Linked DNA regions of Mus musculus: regions 2 and 3 are each linked to region 1. The links are chromatin loops, found by intact Hi-C in ENCODE. Cell type or tissue: left cerebral cortex. All regions are shown on one strand. Links, peaks and the distances in the headings refer to the core of each region. The heading gives the core; the rest is flanking DNA.

Region 1 (7,424 bases), core at 1,091-6,090:
TTGGGAGAGAAGAAGGAGCTGAGAAAGGAGATGACACCCCAGTAGACTCTGATATGGATCCAGAGCATGTGTTCCAGGAAGACCTGGTTCTTGAGGAGAGCTGGGAAGTTGTCCACAAGCATGAGGCTGAGAAAGGCAGAGAGAGTGAGACCAAAGAGCTGAGGAGGAAGAGTGACCTTAAGTCAAGAGAAGACCAAGGACACAGTGAAGACAGTGGAAGTCCAGAAGAGGGTGATGATAGGAAGGAAGGGGTTTTCAGCAAGGAACAAAAAAGTATAGACGTAGAAACTGAAGTCATGAGAGGTGTTGGTGACCACTTAGAAGAGGGGGCCCTCTCTGAAGGGCCAGGTGTCGAGTTACTGAGGGTTGACAGTACAGAAGAAATCAATGAACAGACCTCTGAGATGAAACAAGCCCCGCTACAGCCATCTGAACCAGAGGGCATGGAGGCTGAGGGACAGCTTAATCCTGAGACATGTGACCTGTATTCTTGTCCCTGTGGGTCAGCTGGTGGTGTGGGCATGCGTCTGGCTTCCACCCTAGTTCAGGTCCGACAGGTCCGCTCTGTCCCTGTAGTGCCCCCCAAACCACAGTTTGCCAAGATGCCCAGTGCAATGTGTAGCAAGATCCATGTAGCACCTGCAAGCCCATGTCCAAGGCCTGGTAGGCTTGATGGGACTCCTGGAGAAAAAGCTTGGGGTTCTCGAGCTTCCTGGAGGAATGGGGGCAGTCTTTCTTTTGATGCTGCTGTGGCCCTGGCCCGGGAACGCCAGAGGACCGAGTCTCAGGGAGTTCTGCGGACCCAGACCTGTACTGGAGGTGGGGATTATAGTCTCAGCTCCAGAACCCCTCCTTGTAGCATGATCCTTGCCCATTCTTCCCGGCCCCTTAGCTGTTTGGAACGCCCACCTGAAGGCACAGAGGGGTCTGAGCCCAGGAGTCGGCTTAGTCTGCCCCCTAGAGAGCTTCACCCTGTTGTCCCTCTTGTGGCCCCTCAGCGCCAGACATATGCTTTTGAAACACAGACTAATCATGGGAAAGATGAAGGGGTATGATTAGGACAGGACAAGAGGAACCAAGAAATCATCACCAATCTCTGGAGCACTTGCCTAGCTGTCTTTGCTGCCTCGGCAGCTGAGATGTCTAATTCCATAGGCTTGGGTCCTCCAGCTTCTTGTTTTGACCATGAGAGGTACAGACTTGGTGGATTTACTTATGTTTGTGTTAGACACAAAGCCACTTATGTCTTAGCAGAGTCTTAAGAAACATAGAACAATCTTGTTTCCAGGGAGTTAACAAAAACATAGGGTAGGTAAAAGCTTTTTTTTTTCTTAAATTTAAATACAGTGGGGGAATTTCAGCCAAACTTTTGCCCTATTCTGAGCTGTGAATATCTCTTCACAGAAGCCTACTGTAGATGTGGGAGATATAGGACCAGATATAGAATAGCTCACCCCTGATTTGTTCCTAGATTTTTGGCTGTCTTCTGACCCTCTTTAGTTTCAGAGTAGGAGAAACATCCAAGAAGCTCTTTAAAGTCCTCAGTGTTTGCTGAAGGAAATGGGTGGCATCCTCTACCTTCAATTATTTTGCAGAAGAGGTCCTCCCATTTTAGGAAAAGGGAATGTTGGGCTGAAGAGATAGCTCAGAGGTTAAGAGCACCTACTGTTCTTCCAGAGGTCCTGAGTTCAATTCCTAGCAATCACATGATGGCTCACAACCATCTGTAACGGAATTTGATGCCTTCTACGGGTGAGTCTGAAGAGAGCAATGGTGTACTCATTCATATACATAAAATAAATAAAGAAAGAAAAGAAAAAGGAAAAGAAAAGTAGAGGGAATGTCACTCAATTTGGCTCTAGCACTGTCTCTGCACAGGCTGGGGCTACAGGCCACCATTTAGCAATGGTGGGTATTTGATAATAAAAGCTGAATTTTTTTTTTAACATTTAAACAGTGTATGTACTTTGTCTTATTAAAGTTTTGGGTGAATGGTATCACATTCCAAAGTTGCCAAAATGTATATATCTTGTTTTTTCTTATTTAGATATTCTTCCTCAGTTGTCATGGGAAACTGTAGCTAGAAAGTAGAACTGGGTTCATGGTGGTCAAGAAATGAGGAAGAGAAACCTGTATTTACATAATGTTCATCTAATGCCAGGAATTGGGCCAGATTTGTGTGCATAAAAACTTTGCTCTTGAATTTATTTAATCCACTTGATGTGAAGTTGGTATTGGTATTTCCGTTTTACAAAGAAATTGAGCTGTAGTTAAGTAAAAATGCCCATCAAAAACCTCAGAGTTAAGAAGTGTTAGTTTCTAGGTGTGGTGGCTGTCTTTAATCCTAGCACTTGGGAGTGGAGAGATCTATGTGTATTCGAGTCCAGCATAGTTTATGTAGGACTACATAGAAATACCCTATCGCAAAAAAAAAAAAAAAAAAAAAAAAGTGTCAGTTCAGAGTCTGAATGGCTTCAGAATCTGAATTCTAGCTATTGCTATTATACTTCACTATTCCAAAATCACTCTGGGTACACCCAGAATGAAGAAAATGGTAATCAAACTCGTCCCCACACGTATTTAAGAGCCTGAGGAAAAGCTATGAGGTCTTTGGAGTATTGCTGACGTTAATACAAAGGTATATACCCAGATCCACGTACACTCAGAAATGTCCCAAAGTCCACTTGGAACCCCCTCAAAGTGATGCCCTGATCCAAGATGGCGTCCCACATTGCCCTTATGAAAGATGGCGCCTAAGATTGCCGTTCCACCCTCTACTTCCTTTTACTGGAAGTAAAAGGGCTCCGCCTACCACAAGGATGGAAGTACAATTTAGTCGGGTTTTTTTTTTCCTGGTTCTTACTGAAAACAAAGGCCTCTAGCGAGGTCCCCAAGGATACCGTCTGTTTCCCTTCAGAGCCTGCGACCACTCACGTACCCACATCCGCTCTAGCGGGCATCAGATTTGAAGCGAGCGGAAGTGTGGCAGCTCGGGGGGCCGTCCGTCGGCTGGGCGGGTCGAGGGCACACTTCCGCCCCTCACCAACATGGCCGCAGGCTGGGACTGCGCATGAGCAGCTGTCTATGGAGAGACCTAGATCCAAAGACGGAGAAGGCTGCCGGGGGAAATCGGCGACTGAAGCGGCCTGGCCCGGTGAGTGCGTCGGAGCCGGCCGGAGTCCGGACGCCGGTGGATCGGCATGGCGGGGCACCTTTGCTTTGGCTGGCGTTTCCCAGGCCAGGCCACGCCTGGGCACGGAGCCTTTGTTTTGGGGGAGGGGGCCGTGCCCGGCTCTTTCTCTCCTGCTTTGTGGGCCGAGCTCGCTCCCCGCCCCGGTGTGCACACGTCCCAGCCGCCTGCGGTGGGTATCCAGCTTCGAGCCGCAGGCCCGGGAAGGTCCCCGGCGTCCTTTCCCCGTCTCTCCTCCGCGGAGCAGCTGGGGCGCAGGCGAGCTGGGCTGGGACCGGCGGGGTCACCGCGCGGGCTGCGGGGCTCGCGCCTGCCGGGTACTCAGGTCCCCAAGCGCCTACTACTAGTCGGTGGGCCTGCAGGGAGACGCGTCGTTCTCGGGCAAGGTCCGGGCGCTTGAAGTCTTTGGGAACTTGATCTGGTTTTTGTGTGTGGGTGGTGGTGGGGGGTGTTTTGTTTTTTAAATTTCTGCCTTTGCGTCTGTGCTTGGTGAGGACGTTTGCTGGGCTCTCCTTTTGAGCATGCAAAACCACAAAATCCTAGGCTGATTTCCGTATCACGTATTATTAATGCTCAGGATGCTTCCGGATATACAACCAAGGTTTGAGTAAGGAGCCTACCGCCGTTTCTGGGTAGCCTCAGAAGTTGCGCTGACAGCTGTTGGCTATACGGTTGTCTCGTGCGCCTTGCAGTCTCTTTCATAGCCTCCTCCTGCAGGCCGTGCCAGGAGCTTCAGGAGGAGCTCTTCCTCCTGTTTGAGGATGGAGACCCCCTAGGTGGTCCGTACATCCGGACGCTGCCTCCCTTTGCAGCCTTACTTTCTACGGACAGTTTCACTTTCAGTTCCCTTTTGTTATTGTTGTTAACGTTCTTCTTTGCACACGGTCTTTCCGAGGCGCATTATCCGCTAAACTAAGGTTTTTCTTTGATTAGAAAGGTTTGGAAGATCTTGCGGGTAGAGTGTTTAAAAAAAATCTTGTCCTTTCTTGTTGAGATTATTTTATTGCTTTGTCCTATGCAGCTGTTTCTTTCTGGTGGCATCTGTCTGTACAGTTCTTTGTTTTTTCCCGTTCTCTGGCTGGTTGTCAAAAGTCCTAAGGCAGGAACATTGTAGATGGATTCCTCCCCCTTTGTCTTTTCTCCTGCAGAACCCTGAGCCTGGAGGTTTTCTTTCCCCCCCTCCTCCTGAGGCTTAGTTGATTTGGAGTTGTCATGGCAACATTTTAGCAACTATGTTGCTCTACAGGAAGCCTTGCTGGATAAAATAAAGAAGCCTTGAACATGATGCACTTGGGCACTGGTGTTTGTAACAGATGCTGTAAATCTGGACTCTCTCAAAACAAGAGCCCCGACAGCGGAGTAGTATCCAAGAGCCAAACCTGGGTTTTATGCTTAGTGATGGTTTCCCAATAGCAAAAAAGGTTTCAGTTTTCCTCTTCTTAGATTTGAGGACTGGAATTTGTTTTTTGTTATTCTTATTTGATTTTGAAACAGGACCTCTCTATACATAACCTTGGCTGTCCTGGAACTCACTCTGTAGACCAAGCTGGCATTGAACTCAGAGATCTGCCTGCCTCTGCCTTCTTAGTGCTGGGATCAAAGGCTGGCATCACCACCTCCCAGCTTCAGATTTCTTTTCGTACAGTTTGTGTTGGAGAAGCTGGAAGAAGAATCAGGGAGTGTGTGAGGGAGTGTGTGGGTGGGGGGGTTATTAGTTACTGGTTTTGATAGTGGTGGTCTAAACTTTGCTCTAGCTTTTCCTGTGAAGCTGCTGACATAGAGTATAATAGCTTTAGTAACAATCCACAATAGCCTCAGCCATGCACCCCAGACATTGTTTCACAGTCTACTCCTCCCCCCAGGAGTTGGAATGAAAATGGAGGAGCAGCTGGGTGGTGGCGACCCATGCCTTTAATCCTAGCACTAGATAGGCAGAAGCAGGCAGGATCTCTGAGAGTTCAGAGGCCAGCCTGGCCTACAGAGTGAGTTCCAGGACGGCCAGGGCTACAAGAGAAACCCTGTCTCAGAAAGAGAGAAGCGGGGTTGGGGGGGAAGGAAGGAAGAGAGAAAAGTTTTGGTGTGTGTGTGTGCACATGCATGTGTGTGGTGGGCTGGACGCTGTGATAAACAGCTTTCACAAGTTAGTTTTTGCCTCTTTGAGGGGAGGAGGTTGTTTTTTTTGTTTTGTTTTTTGAGATATGGATTCTCTAGGTTGCCCTGGTCATCCTGGAACTCTGTAGCCATGGCTGGCCTTGAACTCAGAGATCCACGTGCCTGGCTCCCAAGTGCTTGAATCAGGCATTGCCACCACGCCCTGCCTGCTGAGCCCTCCTAGCTTTTCTTTTGGTCAGAGGAGAGCCGTAGGGGGTCAGTTGTTGTCTTTCCACGTTGCTGGAGACAGTGGCTGGCGCCCCGCTTGTAGAGATTCTCTCATCTCCAGCTCTCCATCAGGCGCCCTGTGATTACACATGCTCTCAATGCTGCATTCCTCTCTTCTATAGGTTTTAGGACTCGGGTGTTACCTTCATTCCGAGTGAGACTTCCATTGCGAGTGCTGTTTGAGCCAATCTCCCAGTTTTGTTTTATTTTATTTTGAGACAAGTTCTTGTAGCCCAGCCTAGCGTGACACTAGCTTTGCACCCCAGGATGGCCTTGAACTCCTAAGTATTGGTATTACGGGCATGAGCAAGCACACTTGGTCCTTTTTCTCCTCAAACTCGCACCGTTCCTGTCTCCTTCCCCTGAGTGTTAGGCTCCCAGGAGTGAGCCTCCATGTCCCGTGAAGAGTTGCTTCTTCAGTCACTGCAGACTAGCCCTTGCCATCAGAATTGGGGGAGTTGACTGTCCTTTGCGGATGCTTGGTTTATCTTCCTGGCTGTGTCTTCTTGGAACCTAGGTTCTAGAACCTGGAAAGCTGTTCAGTTGCCTGGCCTCACTGCAAACTCTGTGGTTTCCACCAGGACTTAGCATTCAGGCCTTTGAGTTGGGAGATACAAAGTCCTCCGAAAAAAGACCGGCGCCTCGGATGAGCCCCCTCACAGAGAGATGAAGGGGTAAGTGAAGAGGGATGTCTGGGCAGAGGAGGGATGGCCTGGAGAATGCAGAATTAATGCAGAATGACTAAGAACATTGGATTCGGGAGATCTGGGTTCAGGTACCCAGCTCCAACACTTACCAGCTCTGTGATTTAGTTTCTCTATCTATAAAACTGTGGTGCTAGTCACTGTTATTAGCATCAAGATGGTGTGCTGGGGTGGGGGGTGGGGTGGATGCCTTTAATCTCAGCACTCAGGAGGCAGAGGCAGTCTTATCTCTGAATCCAAGGTTAGCCTGCTCCACACAACAAGTTCCAGGACTGCCAGAGCTACCCAGAAAAAAACTCTTTCTTTCTTCTTCTTTTTTTTTTAAGATGTAGAAATGGTCCTTTTTTTGTTTTGTTTGTTTGCTTGTTTATTATATGTAAGTACACTGTAGCTGTCTTCAGACACTTCAGAAGAGGGCATCAGATTTCGTTACAGATAGTTGTGAGCCACCATATGTTTGATGGCATTTGAACTCGGGACCTTTGGAAGAGCAGTCAGCGCTCTTAACCACTGAGCCATCTCGCCAGCCCTAACACTTTCTTGAAAAACAAAATAAAACCAACCAACCAACAAACAAAAAAAGTGCTTATAGCTTGGTGTCTATGTACATGGTAGATACTTAGTTATTACTTTTTAAATTTATTTTGTTTTATTTTTTTGAGACAAAATAATATTTACATAGTCCTGGGTATATCGTAGTCCTGGCTGCCCTGGAGCTCACTCTGTAGACCAGGCTGGCTTCAAACTCACAGAGATCCACCTGCCTGTCTCCTGAGTGCCAGGTTTAAAGGAATGTGCCACCATGAGCCAGCAGTAATACTGTCATGGTCTAACCTAGCCTAACATCTGTTGTGGATGCCAGTGAGTTTGGGAACCATGTTACGAGGTCAGTGAATGTCTCACATCTTCCATTTGTTTCTTGTTTTTTTGTTTCACCACCAATAGGCAGCAGAAAACAGCTGAAACCGAAGAGGGAACAGTGCAGATTCAGGAAGGTGAATGTTGACAGTCAAGACTTATGGCTCATCCTCCCCTCCCTCTCTTCAGATGATGGTCCATCTCCTTCCTACATACCGTGTGTCTTTTAAGTGCCATGCAAGTAGAACAGGGAGGAAGGCAGTTAACTTCTAGATCTTTCTTTGCCTCTTAAT
Region 2 (7,424 bases), core at 777-5,776, 91 kb after region 1:
GGTAATCCCCCAAAATAAGGCATTGTGGAATGTTGTCCCGGTGATGTTCTTGTCAGCTTGTTACAGGCTGGAGTCACCCGGGAAGAGAAACCTCCATTGAGAAAACACCTCCCTAAGGCTGGCCTTTAGGAACTCTACTTTAGTCAGTTTCCTGATTAGTGATTGCTGTGGGAGGGCTCTGCTCACCAGGGGTGGTACTACCCCTATGCAGGTGGCCCTGCGCTGTAGCGGAACTGAGCCAGGCACAGGGAGCAAACCAGGAAGCGGTACTCTCAATGGCTTCTGCTTCATCTCTGGCCTTCAGTTTCCTGTCCTGATTTCCTTTTGTGATGGACTACAACTGCACTCAGAAACAGATCCTTTCCTCCCAAGTTGCTCTTGATCAGGGTGTGTGACAGCCATTCCGGGTTGTCAAGTTGACTACATCTGGAATGAACTGCAGCTCAGAAATGGAGAGCTCACCTGTGATCCAGATCGTGAGGCTGGAAGACTCAGGTTACTGACCTGGATCTTGACATGGATGGAGATCTTGAGGCATAGGCCAGGTAGTACACACCTTTGATCTCAGGAGGCAAGCAGATCTCTGAGTTCAAGGTCAGTCTGGGACAAAGCAAGGTCTAGATCCAGGCGCGGTAGTATACACACCTTTAATTTGGGCCACACCTTCTACTGGAGGCCTACATAAGGACATTGGAAGAGGGAAGATTCACTCTTCTTCAACTGCTTGCTCTTGCCAGTACGTCTGTTGAAACCTACTTCTACAGAAGACCAGCTTAAATAACTAGCCTCGTGGCAACTACTAGATGCTTGGACTTCCCATTCACAGCTGCCCGTTGTTATCACAACAAATTCCCTTAATATATAGAGACATCCTGTGATTCCTGCGTCTCTAGAGAATCCTGACTAATGGCGTTTTATCATAGCAACAGAAATCCTACCTAAAATGTATAGAATGGACCTTGGGTTAGCGGTGGTGTTCTCTGACCTACAGTGTTCCTTACATCTGACCACTCTTCTCCCAAGCAAGAAGTCTTGCTTTGGTTTTCCTTCAATTATATTTTATCCATGGATCAGGAGCAGACAGTGAGGCCAACACTTAAAAAACTAAATATGTATCTAACATGTTCTCCATGTGTTATCATGAATTTGTAAACCTTAAAACAACCCTTAGAGGTCAACCCAAGCCTACAATTATCCACAGAAGAATCAAATTCCATTATTGTGGTGGGTTGAAGGAGAAATGTCCCTGGTGAGCTTGGGTGAGTGAACACTTGATCTCTAGTTAGTGGTGCTGGGTAGGGGACTGATACGGAACCTTTAGGTCTGACTGTGTTGGCAGAAGGATGTCGATTGGGGGGTGGTGGGCTCTGAGAGTTTATAGCCTTTCCTTGCTTCCGGTTTATTCTCTCTGCATTGTGTTTAAAGGTGAAGATGTGATCTGCTTTCTGCTCCATCCCCCTGTTGCTATGCCTCCCCCTACTGTTATGGATTCTCTCTCTGGGTTCCTAGCCAAAATGAACTTTTCTTTGGTTTTGTTATCACAGCAACAGGAAAGCAACTGATGCAATTATGAACACTCTTTTGTTCTCTGCTGGACATGTTCGGCTATCCATGGTATGTCCATCCTGTTTCTTTATTTTATTGTTTTCTTTAGGCAGGTATCCCAGGCTGGACCGTGAACTCCCTATACTCCCGCCCTCACCTATTGATGACACTGAGGATGATAAAGAAAAGTGGGAAAGTATCTTTGGAAACTTTCTTGCTTCAGTCATGGATAGCTTGGAGTGTTAAGGTGTCAGGCTATCCAATGGCCACTAGAGGCACCCAAACCGTTGGCTTTCAGGTCCTTTGTTTTGCAAAGCAGAGAAGGAATTTCCGAGAGGTTAGAAGGGAGATTTGTTATAGGGTTACAGGTGGGAGTTGTGGGAGCTCCTATCCAGCAGAAGTAGGCCCCAGGTGGGGCACTGTGGAGCGTTTATCCCAGGGAATTTTGTAGAAACAGAAGTGAGGCGTGAAGCAGGCAATGAACTGGTCAGTGCAGTAGCCCATCCAGGAGACATCCAAGAGCCTTTCCATGATTTCAAGTCTGTTCCAGGAAGAGAGAAAGTTCAACTTCCTTTCCAGTGTACTTTGGTGGGCAGAGCCAAAGATGCTTTGCCAAGCAGACCGAGGGCATTCTGTGTTTGAAGTTCCTGCCACTTTGTTACCTGTTCTTTTTTTTTTTTTTTAAGATTTATTTATTATTATATCTAAGTACACTGTAGCTGTCTTCAGACACACCAGAAGAGGGAGTCAGATCTCATTACGGATGGTTGTGAGCCACCATGTGGTTGCTGATTTGAACTTCGGACCTTCGGAAGAGCAGTCGGTGCTCTTAACCACTGAGCCATCTCTCCAGCCCCCTTGTTACCTGTTCTTATTACTGAGGTATTTTAGCTATAAGGAGACTGAGGTATTTCAAAGGGACAGTCTCTGTCCTTAAGGGAAAGGTCTTGGGTGGGAGAGTAGTTTTCATTTTTTTGGGGGGGGAGGGACTGGGGGGAGATGGGGAATTGCATCATAGTCTAGCCCCTCCCACAGCTCTGAGGGTAACCTGTCCCTTCTGCTCGAGTGGCTGCATTTATTTTTTAGAATGTATCTGCCTTTATTTGTATGAATATTTTGCCTGCGTATCTGAGCGTTGCTTGGCACTGATGGAAGTCAGAAGGGGGCGCTAGTTCTTCCTCAGCTACAGAGCTGGGTTAGCCATCTTGCTAGAAAATTGTACGTGCCTTAAGTCCATAACCACCTTGCACTTAAATAAAATATTAAAAATAATGGTTTATACATATGTTCACTGAGACCACAACATAACGCAGCTAGATAAAAAACAGCTTAATAAATAACATGTCTACAGACTTCCCACAAAAACTTAGTATTTGCTTTTAAAGGCTTATTTACTTTATCGGTTATGAGACACAACGCCATGCGACTGAGCCCTTTTAACCAATGAGCTGTCTCTTTAGCCTAAGCTCAAGCCATTTTTACCTTACAGTGGTTAACACTGAAGACAAGAAAATACATAGAGCACACAATAAAGACTGTTAATTCTAACTTTGGTTAACACTGAAGACAAAAAAATACATAGAGCACACAATAAAGACTGTTAATTCTAACTTTAAACATTATTAATAGCCTTGCTAAAGCAAGGCCTCAAAAAATTAGTGTAAGACTCAGAATTGTTCCTCTCCACGGAAATCTTTAGTAAAAGGCGAAAGATTTATACGATCTGAAGAGAAACCAGAGTATACCCAGCTGTCCTAGTGTACAGTTCTCGGCCGACTGTATTTCCTAGACAACTAATGGTGACTATTTACTCCTAAAGACACTGACTACTTTATTATATCAGATAAATCTTTGAAGGTTCTATCACATTAAGGAATAAAAGGAATAAAACAGAACAACGAAAACAACACGCTACCCTTTTAAATTATACAACCATCTGTGTGCACTGCATTGTGGGTATGCAAATATCGCGGAGAAGCCGCGTGGCCCGCTCGGTTTCCGGAAGTGCCTCGAATTTGTCCCAGATGTCTCTAGGCGCTGGGCGGCCACCAGGGGTCAGAGCGAAAGCCAGATTCACAAGCGCACAGACTTCCAATTTCCAAGTGTGATTTTGGTGCGCTTGTGATTCCAGCACCGGTCGGAGAGGCGGAGTCAAGGCGGGGGAATCATTGAATTTGAGTACTTTCTGGTCTGCACCGCGAGGGCCGGGCCAGTCAGGCCCGGATCCGCGCCCGCCATGGCCGACAAGATGGACATGTCTTTGGACGACATCATTAAGCTGAACCGTAACCAGCGCCGGGTGAATCGAGGCGGCGGGCCTAGGAGGAACCGGCCCGCCATCGCCCGCGGCGGCAGGAACCGGCCGGCACCGTACAGTAGACCGAAACCACTTCCGGACAAGTGGCAGCACGACCTATTCGACAGCGGCTGCGGGGGTGGGGAAGGCGTGGAGACCGGTGCCAAGCTGCTCGTGTCAAACCTGGACTTCGGGGTGTCAGATGCTGACATTCAGGAACTCTTTGCTGAATTTGGAACGTTGAAAAAAGCCGCTGTGGACTACGATCGCTCTGGACGAAGTTTAGGGACGGCGGATGTACACTTTGAACGGAGGGCAGATGCCCTGAAGGCTATGAAGCAGTACAAGGGCGTCCCTTTGGATGGCCGCCCTATGGACATCCAGCTTGTCACGTCACAGATCGATCCACAGCGAAGACCTGCACAAAGCGGAAACAGAGGCGGCATGACAAGGAGCCGTGGCTCTGGAGGCTTTGGTGGCCGCGGCAGCCAGGGAAGGGGTAGAGGCACTGGCAGGAACTCAAAGCAGCAGCAGCTTTCTGCAGAGGAGTTGGACGCACAGCTGGATGCTTACAATGCAAGGAGGGACACCAGCTAAACAACCGAACAAATCCGCACAAGAACCGGGACCCAGACGCCTCGTCTGTGATGCCTTAGAGGGAGGGTAGGCAACTGGACTGTGCAGACAATGGTGAATTTGGTTTTTTGTTTCTTTTTACTTCCTGTTTTAAAATAGGATCTAAAAACTCATGTAAAGTTTTTTTTTTTTTTTTTTTTTAAATTCTGAAACAGACCTGTTTTGTACTGAGTTATTTTTTGGGATAAGTTTTCCTGGGTGCTGTTGTGGAGAAGGTGGCATTTTCACCTTTGTCATAATAAAATAGAAATGTGTGTAGAACTGGAAAAATTAAAAAAGAAAAAGAAAAATTACAAATTACAATATGACTTTTATGGACAGAACACATGACTGACTAGCATGCATGAAGAAGTGGGTTTCATTCTCAGCTCCATCATGTAAGAATAAAACAAGAATTGAAAAAACCTTGCCTTTGATGCAGCTCAGTGGCAGAATGCCTACTCACCATGAGCAAGGAAGGCGGTGGGTTTAATTACATGGAAAGTCTTTTCTGTCTGGTAGGGGTGGTACCTACCTGACCTCTCAGCGTTGGTAAGGCTGAGACAGGAGTTTTAGTGAGATATGACTAATCTAAAATAAAATCAAAGGCAGGGGTGGTGGTGGTGGCGGCGGCTCATGCCTTTAATACTAGCTTCTAGGATATACAGGCTCCACAGAGAAACCTTGTTTCAAGCCCCTCTCCCCAAAACCCTGCCCCCCCAAACAACAACAAAACAAAAAACAAACACCAACTTTCTTTTTTTTTAACATAATATTTTTGTGAATTATTTGGGACTTTCACACTGTGTACCATGATCAAGCTCACTTCCCACTCCTCCCGTTGTATCTTTAATTTTCCAAATCTTATTATTATTATTTTATTTTATTTTTTTCCGAGACAGGGTTTCTCTGTGTAGCCCTGGCTGTCCTGGAACTCACTTTGTAGACCAGGCTGGCCTCGAACTTAGAAATCTGCCTGCCTCTGCCTCCCAAGTGCTGGGATTAAAGACGTGCGCCACCACAGCCCAGCCCAAATCTTATTTTTAATGATAGTTCTTAAACGCTTTAACCTCCCTTGTAGCCCACCACCCACCAAAGTGGTGGGAAAGAGAGGATACGGGGGAAGTGCACCTGTTTAGAAAGATTCTTTGGAGTAAACCCCCTCTGTGTTGTTTGGAAATCAGCAATTCAGTTCACTGGTCATTGAGCAGCACAGTTTGATCTACTTGCAAATACTTCACTGATACACCAGGGTTGTGGATAGCCATGGGGCTAATTATATTTGATGAGTTCGGCACTCAGGTGAACCTGCTTCCCACCTTAATTTGTAAAATAAAGGAGAACTGTTGATTGGGCAGATAAAGGGAAGGTGGAGCAGAAGGTTGGGAGAGAGAAGAAGGAGAAAATGGAGGAGGAAGAGGATGCAGAGGAGGAGGAGGAAGAAGAAGAAGTAATGGAGCAGAAGCACATGGCCTGGAGAAACCTCAAGTTCTAAGGAGTCTCATAGATGAGGAAGATGGTAGTGTAGTGGTAGATCTGCCCAATCTAGGCGCACTGCATGCAATCATATTAACTGAGTTGTGTTATTATAGCCGGGGCATATTTGGGTTGGAGATTTACTGTAACACACCAGCAGTCCAGTTCAGTAGAGTCAGCATAGCAAACAGGAATCAGCAGCAGTGGCCTACCTAGCAGAGACAGCCAGGCCTCAGCCTCAGCTCTAGTCATCAGGAGGAATGCCAGAAATTCTCAGCTGTGCCTCTCTCAGGGAATCGAAGATCAGAGAAAAGACCCACAAGTGTTGCACAGCTACCTCTATAAGCAAGCCAAGCTCAGCCTCTGTCACTGTCTGTTGAGTCCTATTTATAACCCTCCAAACGTCACATGTCCTCCACAGGTCTTGCCCTAGCACGCGCATCTGTCTCAGGTGACATCACTGCCAATCAGCCCAAGTCTGCAGAAGCAGCAAGAAACTGCAGCACACCACCAAAAGTGTTTTAGTGTGTTTCTCTCTATGGCGTCCTGATAAATGCAGCTCAGCTATGCAGTGTAAGGAGGACCTGTACATGCATGTTGTTAGCAAAGAGTCCTTCATCACGCGCCCTTCCATGTGTTTGCTTTAGCAGAACATCCTCTCTCCTGTGTCTGCTTCAGCAAAACCTTCCTTCACCTGTCTTAGTCTTTCACCTGTGTCCACTTCACGAAAACACTCCACAGGTTTGCCCCAGCAAAACACCGTCTGACACAGCTGACTTTCCAAAGAACCCTTAAGTTTCCACTTCATCCCATGTCTGCTGGATCTTTCTTGAGACTCCCCCAAAAGAAAGAAAAACAAAAAACCAAAAACCAAACCAAACCAACCAACCAACCAACCAACCAACCAACCAAAAAAAAAAAAAAAAAAAAAAACCTTGAAAAAAACAAAAATGAAACGAAACCAAGTCCGTTTGGTGTTTGGTGTTCTCTATATGCTCACTGGGGTGTGGTGAAACTCCCAGTGGCCAGCGCCCTAAGGAAAAGCTGAGTCCTTCACTGCACCGCCTGGTGGAAGTCACTGTGGAGAGCTACTAGCATCCCTCTCACACCTTTTAAGAGTTCTCTTTGATGGCTTCCTTCTTTATGCTGTTACTTTGGGGTGAGTGTGTGGAGGTAGGTTTTGTCACAGAATCCTTCTATGTCCATCTTCCTCAGTTGCGAGCCTGCAGTCATTGATAATCCCTGCAGGAGAAGCTTCCCTGCCCTTTACAGTCAGCACGAGCGTGGATCCTGACCTTTTACATGGCTTCTGGCAACGGCACAGGCCACAAACACCCACAGGGTCTCCAGCACCAGCACATGCCAAGGACCTCCGCTTGGTCTCTTGTGGCAGTCTATCCTCCATACATCAGCATGACCCTCTCCTGAAGCATGGGGCCATGGACCAGCATGGCCTCTGGGAGAAGAACACACCGCGGATGTCTTTAAGGAA
Region 3 (7,424 bases), core at 909-5,908, 68 kb before region 1:
GGAATACTGCCAGCATGAGACGGCTCTGCAAGGCAATGTCTTCTCCAATAAGCAGGACCCACTTGAGCGCCAGTTTGAGCGCTTTAACCAGGCCAACACTATCCTCAAGTCCCGGGACCTGGGCTCCATCATCTGTGACATCAAGTTCTCTGAGCTCACCTACCTCGACGCATTCTGGCGAGACTACATTAATGGCTCATTATTAGAGGCACTGAAAGGTGTCTTCATCACAGACTCTCTCAAGCAAGCTGTGGGCCATGAAGCCATCAAGCTGCTGGTGAACGTGGATGAGGAGGACTATGAGCTGGGCCGACAGAAACTCCTGAGGAACTTGATGCTGCAGGCATTACCCTGACCTTTCCCCTTCTCACCTTTCTGGGGACTGTTCGCTCCGTCACCTCTGGAGCTGACATACTGTTCTGGGGTTTGTTCTCTACCCTTTCCAACCAATCACACCGCCTTTTTTTTTTTTTTTTTTTAAAAGGAAAAGACAAAGGAAGGTGGAAGTGGTGTCCCTGCCCTCCCTGCACCCATGTGCCTGGGCTTCCCCGTTTCCTGTTGCCACTTACCCTATTGTGTGTCTACAGCCACCTTACCACTGAGCCGTAAGACAAGTGTATAGGGACAGGGTCTCTGGAACACAGCCTTTGTAAGGGATTGAACACTGCTTTCAGGTGCATTGAGGGGTAATCAATACTTATGGCTTTATGAGGGCTCTTAAATTTTGTCTGAAAAACCAAAGGGCTGTGAGTAAAGGAGCTATGTGGAAGGTGGGACTCTGAAGTGTATTTTGGAAATTAATTACCACCTTCTTCCAAATTATAGAATTTTTTAAAAACAGAGAAGCTGTGGCCCTTTGCAGTCTCTCCTGGCCTTGGTGCTGCTCCTCTCTGCCTTTCCTTCATTCCACAGCGGGAACTGCTGTCGTATGGATCCCTCCTTGTCCCTGTCAAATGTTCAGCAAACTTACAGAGGACTGGGCCAGCCTGATCGATCACCCTCCCAACTGCGATGTGTATGTGAACACCAGTACACAGGACAGTGGAGTAGAGGCTGCTAGTTGGAGCACACTTTCTCTGAAGAGGAGGAGGGGGTGGGGGGTATGACATTTTCCTTCCCTTTTCCAGTGAAAATAACTCTTACCCCACCCCAAGGCCCTTTCCCTTTGCTTCCTTCTTGCTTGAGAGAAAGTGGGGTATTTAGTATCAGCTCCTCCTGTTCCTCTGCCCTCCCTTCTCCCATCCTTTGGAGAGCAGGACTAGTACATGCACTGAGCACCGCACTTTCTTAGGTAAGGAGGCATGTTTGAGGCAGGAGGCTGAGGAGTGAAGTCCAGTCAAGCAGGTACAATTCCACCTCCCCTTCTAGCCCCCAAAAGACATGTCCAGACATTATGATTATTATATTTTTTTTTCAATGCCAGTGCTGCTCAGCCCTCAGCATAACTTCAGTTTTCATGAAATAAACAGTGACTATATAAAATCCCACTTTTCTGAAACTGAAATCTGAGGTCAGGTCAAAGTCTCTTCTTTCCCATGGACTTGATTAAGCCTGTGTTCCATTAAGAGAGGTTAAAGTTCTGCAAGTGAAGGGAACCGTGCTTGTGTCCTGCCTACAAGTCACAGTAGCATCACCTCCCAGTTGGCTGTGTCTGTGTCTTAACCAACAGAAGTTAAAAGCATTAAGAGAGTGGATGACCCAGACTGCCATAGAGGTCAGGTCTGCGGTGCTGGAACACAGGCAGGTGTTGGCGCATCTGTTGTAGAAAGTGGAGATCAATTCGAGCAAGGCAGAGGCCTGGTCCCTCGGAGCAGCGGGCCACCACTGTGCCCCACGGGTCAACCACCATGCTATGGCCATAACTTGCTCTTGTTTCATGGTGGCGTCCACACTGCGCTGCTGCTATTACATAGCACTGAGATTCAATGGCGCGGGCCCGCAGCAGCACCTGAGGATGAGACGTGCGTTGACTCCAGAACATACAGCGTTTAATAGGCAAGTGACAAGAAGCGGGCACTGTGGGCCCAATCTTCTCACTAACCAACTAGAGTTAATAACTAACTCTTTAACATGACTCACACCTAGCTAAGAAATGAATTTCCTCACCAGATGAAAAGGAAGAAAATCAAGTAGAAAGGAGGAGTGTTTGTGTTTTGTACTTTTGAGATAAGGTCTCCCTGTGTAACCCTGGCTGGCTTAGACCCACAGAGATCTGCCTGCCTTTGCCTCACAGTGCTGAGATGAAGAGCATGCACCACCATGCCCCACTCTTTGAAGGTGTGGGTTGCTTTTTTGTTTTTGAGACAGGGTTTCTCTGTGTAGCCCTGGCTGTCCTGGAACCCACTCTGTAGACCAGGCTGGCCTCAAACTCAGAGATCCACCTGCTTCTGCCTCCTGAGTGCTGGGATTAAAGGTGTGCACCCCCACTGCCCAGCTTCTATTTTGTTTTCTTTTTTAGTCAAGGCATGCTGGCTTTGAACCTGTGGCTATCCACTGAAGTGCTTGGATTTAGGTTTGTACCACTCTGCTCCCACTACTAAAAGTAAGGTTAAAGGAGGCCTATATGTTATGAAGAGGCATTCTCTTACCTCCCAGTGGGCTGGACCTGTAACAGATCCAAAGGCTGAAGGATAAGTAAGTATTTCTGCCCCAGCTTGAGCCAATTTCAAAGAAAGTTCAGGGAACCGCATGTCATAACAGATTGCTAGACCAACCTGAAATGAGAAACAACCCACTCATCTTCCCTGTCCCATTCAACAGAACACTGAGTGCCTTCATTAGCCTGCACCAATGGGGGGTGTTACCACTTTTCAACATAGTCCCATTTCCTTTCCAAACTCCCACCTTGCCAGCCGGTGTCTTGACAGGTGGCTCAAGAGTGCCTCCAGGCTTGGTATAGTTGCTTTCTCTCATCGGCCCCTGACCTGGGATCTCTACATCGCACAGATGTGTCTTCCTGTAACTGGCCACTACTGATCCTAGAGAGAGAGAGAGAGAGAGAGAGAGAGAGAGAGAGAGAGAGAGAGAGAGAAAATACTCAGTACAGACACTCTACAAGTCCAGCTTAGCTCTTCTCCCAAAGAGTAACTTGTAGGCTGAGAACAGAAGCATAAAACCCCAAGGCCAAGCAGTTGAGAAAGAAATGCTGAAGATCTGAGTTGAGGAAAGGTAGAGAAGCCTGGGAAGAGGCAAACTAAGGGCTATGACGTCTCACCCTTGCTGTTCAAAAGCACATGACAATTGTAGATTTTCTGATTCTGCTCCCAGTCTTGGCCACGCTCGTGGAAACCGCCCAAGGACAGCCAGATTCCACATTCCCTGGGGGGGGGGGGGGACACGACACACACAACTCTACCCCCTCTGTGGCAATCCAGGAACACTGCTCAACAGGGAGTTCTACACACACAACCCCCCCCCCCCCAAACCCTACCCTTGTACCTGGCAAGCTGGCTATATTGGCCCAAAAGATCCCCATTCAGTGGTTCGGACAGGAGTAATGTCTCGGCAGGGTTTCGTGCAATAAAGTCAAATGCCTCAGGCAGAAAGGCCAGGCAAGCACCCAGTCTGGCAGCCTCTTGAACCAACTCAGCACATGTTTTAAAGTTCTCTTGCTTGTTTGGTGTTGATGTTACCTGGCACACAGCCACCAGGGGCAGCTCCCAGGAAGTTGATGAGGACATGGTTCTGGGCCTGTGAATGACACAGGCAGTATCCTCAGATTTTCTATCTAGGAGAAACTCAGAGGCTCAAGTGGGGGTGGAGCCAGAAACTTTATTTTCTTTTGACTTTTTTCTTTTTTGAGACACGGTCTTTTGTAGCCCAGACAGGCCTTTCTATGTAACTGGGGATGACCTTAAACTCCTGGTTGATCCTCCTTTTTTTCGAGTGCTGGCATTACAGGTGACCCCAGCAACTTGTTTTCATTCTTACAGAGCATAATAACCCTAGAGCTACTGGAGTTCACTCATTACATGTTTGGAGATATCTTTGTCTCCCACTATGAAGTTAATAAACACGAACTAAGCAGCTATGCGCCAGAGAGAGAACATTACGAAATATGTTACCTGGGCTGAGTACAAAGTACTGGGGTTCGAAGTAATCGGTATCCGGTACACAGGAGTTGGTGAGGAGGCCTGGTGATGAAGCCCAGCCTGAAGAAGGTGAGAAATCAGGACACCTAACCCTCTTTCAAGCCGTAAGTTTCTAGAATTCTCTGCCATTTCCAGGCCTGGCCAGTAATCCCCTCCCCCAAGGCTTCGAAAATACTTTTTACTACTAGTAGCTAGGAAAAGATATAAAATGGGAAAATGGGAGAGGCGACTATGATCGGTGCCTTAATACCTCAACTTCCAGTGATCTCACATTAAAACTGAAGCCCTTTTTCCTTTGCCAAACGTTTCCGCAGTTCAAGTCATCTCATGGAACCTTCCTCGTTTCCCCAATTCTCTTCTCGGCTGTGCCACCTGCACAGCTTTATAGACTCAACACGTATCTTTCCCCTTATACCCGAATCTCAGAAGGAAAGTTCACCCTCCCTAGATCTCCACCATCTCATGGTGGGTAGATGGGTACAGGACCAGATCCCAACCCGAGCCCCCGCCCTCTGATTAGCGCGTCCTTCCCCGCCTCTCCCCCCCGGGCAAGAATCTCTGTTGCACAAGTTAAAGCATCGCAGGTGGAATTCACCGCAGCGGGCAGGGTTTGGGAGTAGGTCCTACATGAAGACACAGCCAAAACCATTCACGGGGTCGGATCTCAAGAGCTGCCAGGAGCCAGGAGCGCAGGAGCAAGTGGGCGGTAACCCCCCGGCCGGATGTGACGCAGTGAGAGTGCGCAGGCCGGAAAGCTTGCAGGTGGGGAAGATGGCGGACAGCAGCGGTCGTGTGGGCAAGAGCGGCGGGAGCGGCGCGGGGAAGGGGGCGGTGTCGGCGGAACAGGTGAGGAGCCGCGAGCGCACAAGGCACCCGGGGCGGTGTCGAATTCGTGTAGAAGATAAGATTTGTGGCTCGAAGGGGCCTTTAGTCCTTTCCACGGTCTCCATGGGCACGCACGGGGGAGAGGGGGTCTCTGGAGGTGATCACGAACCTTTCTAGAGCCTGGGTAGGTAGGGGAGAGGCACGCCCGCGGTGTGGGTGGGTAGTCAAGGGAGAAAGCCCTGAGCTGCAGGGTCTGGGAGGGTTGGCCAGGTCTCTGAGAAGATGGATCGTAGTTTGCCCCCTCTCCGAGGTACCCTAAAGAGCGTATGGTGTTTGGCGTGGCATCTAGTAACGAATTCCAAGCTGTTCTTAGTCAGTGAGTGGCTTATGTAGTTCATGGCTCAAAAACCGTGTTCACCATCACCAACACGCTGCAGAGCCACGTGACTCAGACTCTGAGCAGTTTAGTGTTCCGTAAATTATTTTGACTAAGGAGTCTGTGGTTTGTTTGTTTGTTTGTTTTGTCTTGGAGGTGGGGATGAGGGTTGCTATAGGGTCGGGTCCGGCCTTGGCTTTTCCGGAATTCACTTTGTAGACCAAACTGGCCTGGAAGATCCGCTTGCCTCTGCCTCCCACATACTGCGATTAAAGGCTCGGATTATTTCGTCTTTGAGACACGGTCTTACTAAGTGGCCTACGCTGGCCTCGAGCTTGCTCGGTGTGCTCTCTTTGCAAAGATTGACTTCGGAAGAGGGCAGAACCCACCCCCCACCCCCTCTCTCTTTCTCTTTCTCTCTTTCTCTCTTTCTCTCTCTCTCTCTCTCTCTCTCTCTCTCTCTCTCTCTCTCTCTCTCTCTCTTTCTTTCTTTCTTTCTTTCTTTCTTTCTTTCTTTCTTTCTTTCTTTCTTTCATGTGTGAGTACACTGTAGCTGTCTTCAGACACTCCAGAAGATGGAGTCCGATCTCATTACGGATGGTTGTGAGCCACCATGTGGTTGCTGGGATTTGAACTTTGGAAGAGCAGTCGGTGCTCTTAACAGCTGAGCCATCTCACCAGCCCCAGAAGAGTAATTTTAATCATAGGTACATTTGTCAGTTGGTTGTTGAACAATTCCTACAGGTAAAAGCATCAGCATAAAGAGTCTAAAACCCACACTGTCAAAGAGTTAGAAAGTAAGTGTTCAGGGAGAACTGAAGTGCAGGGGAATTCTGGAGATGGAAGAGGGTGTAGCCTCTGACATAGTGGGAAGGAAAAAATGCTAATGCTTTGGAGAGTCCGTCTTGTGTTTGGCTTTGCTTAACCCAGAGGAACAGGTAAATGAAATAGACCTTGTCTTAAACTTGGTCACAGCCAAGTGTGGTGGCCCATACCCATAATCCCCCTGGATTACCCTGTCAGTTCCAGGCTAGCCTGGGTTACAGAGTAAAACACAGTCTCAAAAACAAAACAATGAGACTTTATGTGTGTTTGCATGTGTATGTGCATATACCACATGTGTGCAGGAGCCCTCAGAGACCAGAAGAGTGGTCAAAACCTCTGATAACTGCCTATTAGCTACCATGAGGGTGCTGAGAACCAAACCCAGGTCCTCCGCTATAAAAGTAATCGTTCTTCCACCGAGCCATTTCTCCAACCCTACACTACAAACTTCTGCACATAATGAACTTTTCTTGCACAGTTTGGAGAGAGAGTCCAAAGTAGTGTAGATTTCGGATGTGGCAGGTAAGTAGGCAAGGGAATGGCGGGTAGTGGAATGGTTGGGAGGGTTTCCTGGCCTAGAATCAGAATGACCTGTGCTTGCTTTGTATTTCTTATTTATATATGATTTCTCTTGTTACCTTTTACCCTCGTCTATCTGTAAAAGCACAGTAGTTTTCCATTTCGTAACTAGAGTACTAGGCAAGAAAATCCATTTGGGTTTTGTTTTGTTTTGTTTTTTTCCACCATGACTAAATACAGAGACTACATAGTGTGTTTAACAAATGCTACTTAGAGCTGGAGAGATGGCCTCTGCACTCGAGCACCTGATCTCGCACAGACAGACACACTTGCACGCACATAATCTGAACAGTCTTTCTAAATGCTAATTTCCTTTTATTTTCTAGATTTTTTGGCTTAATTCTAAAGGCTGGGAAAAGTTAGTCATGTGAAGATTTTTTTTCGTTAGAAGTAGTGTGTTCAAAAGCATTGAGCCATGAACTGCTTGGCATTGAAAATGCTGGAGAATTTAAAGAGATATATTGCAAGACCTAAAGAGATACAGTCAACTTTGTTCTTTGACACAGGGTTTTTCACGTGGCCTAGAACTCACCAGGTAGGCTAGGATGGCTGACCAGAGAGTCCATTGATCCTCCCTTTCCTCAGCACTGGGAAAACAAGCCTCAGAATTTAAGTTCACTAGCATTCCAGTGCCAGGCAGTTCATGCCTCAGTACCATGCCTGCCTGCCTGCCTGCCTTTTTTTTCCCTCCTCCTCCTCCTCCTCCTCCTCCTCTTCCTCCTCCTCTT

The links. Hi-C counts contacts between places; a loop is a spot of excess contacts. Peaks named below come from ENCODE experiments on the same cell type or tissue, not always from the same donor. Only the 100,000 strongest peaks of a DNase experiment are listed, where the experiment ranks them.
Region 2: a loop joins it to region 1, with 9 times the contacts of the local background. A loop is called at or near these places in 1 of 42 quality-filtered maps.
Region 3: it touches region 1 in a loop (6-fold over the local background); 1 of 42 quality-filtered maps calls a loop at or near these places.

Annotation. Positions count from the first base shown.
Region 1 is chr1:171,408,287-171,415,710 of GRCm38, forward strand. Arhgap30 (Rho GTPase activating protein 30) reads left to right here. Exons shown (of 12, transcript NM_001005508.2): 12 at 1-1,954. The coding sequence ends at 1,055. It overlaps Usf1 (upstream transcription factor 1), which reads left to right and starts at 3,027. Exons shown (of 10, transcript NM_001305676.1): 1 at 3,027-3,154; 2 at 6,151-6,243; 3 at 7,219-7,268. The coding sequence starts at 6,236. In left cerebral cortex, for the core only: a CTCF peak has its summit at 3,884; DNase peaks (open chromatin) are centred at 2,775, 3,019, 3,490, 3,838 and 1 more place; H3K4me3 peaks cover 2,359 bases; H3K27ac peaks cover 2,065 bases.
Region 2 is chr1:171,499,876-171,507,299 of GRCm38, forward strand. It overlaps Alyref2 (Aly/REF export factor 2), which reads left to right and starts at 3,603. Exons shown (of 1, transcript NM_019484.4): 1 at 3,603-4,875. The coding sequence starts at 3,782. The coding sequence ends at 4,438. It overlaps LOC115487699 (a small nuclear RNA gene), which reads right to left and starts at 3,288; the gene lies at 3,173-3,288. In left cerebral cortex, for the core only: CTCF peaks have their summits at 1,811, 2,724 (motif pointing right) and 3,597 (motif pointing right); DNase peaks (open chromatin) are centred at 1,847, 2,712, 3,572, 4,014 and 1 more place; H3K4me3 peaks cover 1,577 bases; H3K27ac peaks cover 1,598 bases.
Region 3 is chr1:171,340,850-171,348,273 of GRCm38, forward strand. Dedd (death effector domain-containing) reads left to right here. Exons shown (of 6, transcript NM_001128609.1): 6 at 1-1,652. The coding sequence ends at 355. Nit1 (nitrilase 1) reads right to left here and starts at 4,796. Exons shown (of 7, transcript NM_012049.2): 1 at 4,719-4,796; 2 at 4,065-4,151; 3 at 3,439-3,690; 4 at 3,215-3,318; 5 at 2,845-2,978; 6 at 2,589-2,714; 7 at 1,388-1,948. The coding sequence starts at 4,720. The coding sequence ends at 1,682. It overlaps Pfdn2 (prefoldin 2), which reads left to right and starts at 4,826. Exons shown (of 4, transcript NM_011070.4): 1 at 4,826-4,937. The coding sequence starts at 4,863. In left cerebral cortex, for the core only: no CTCF peak of the experiment used is centred there; DNase peaks (open chromatin) are centred at 3,631, 4,261, 4,810 and 5,314; H3K4me3 peaks cover 2,045 bases; H3K27ac peaks cover 1,333 bases.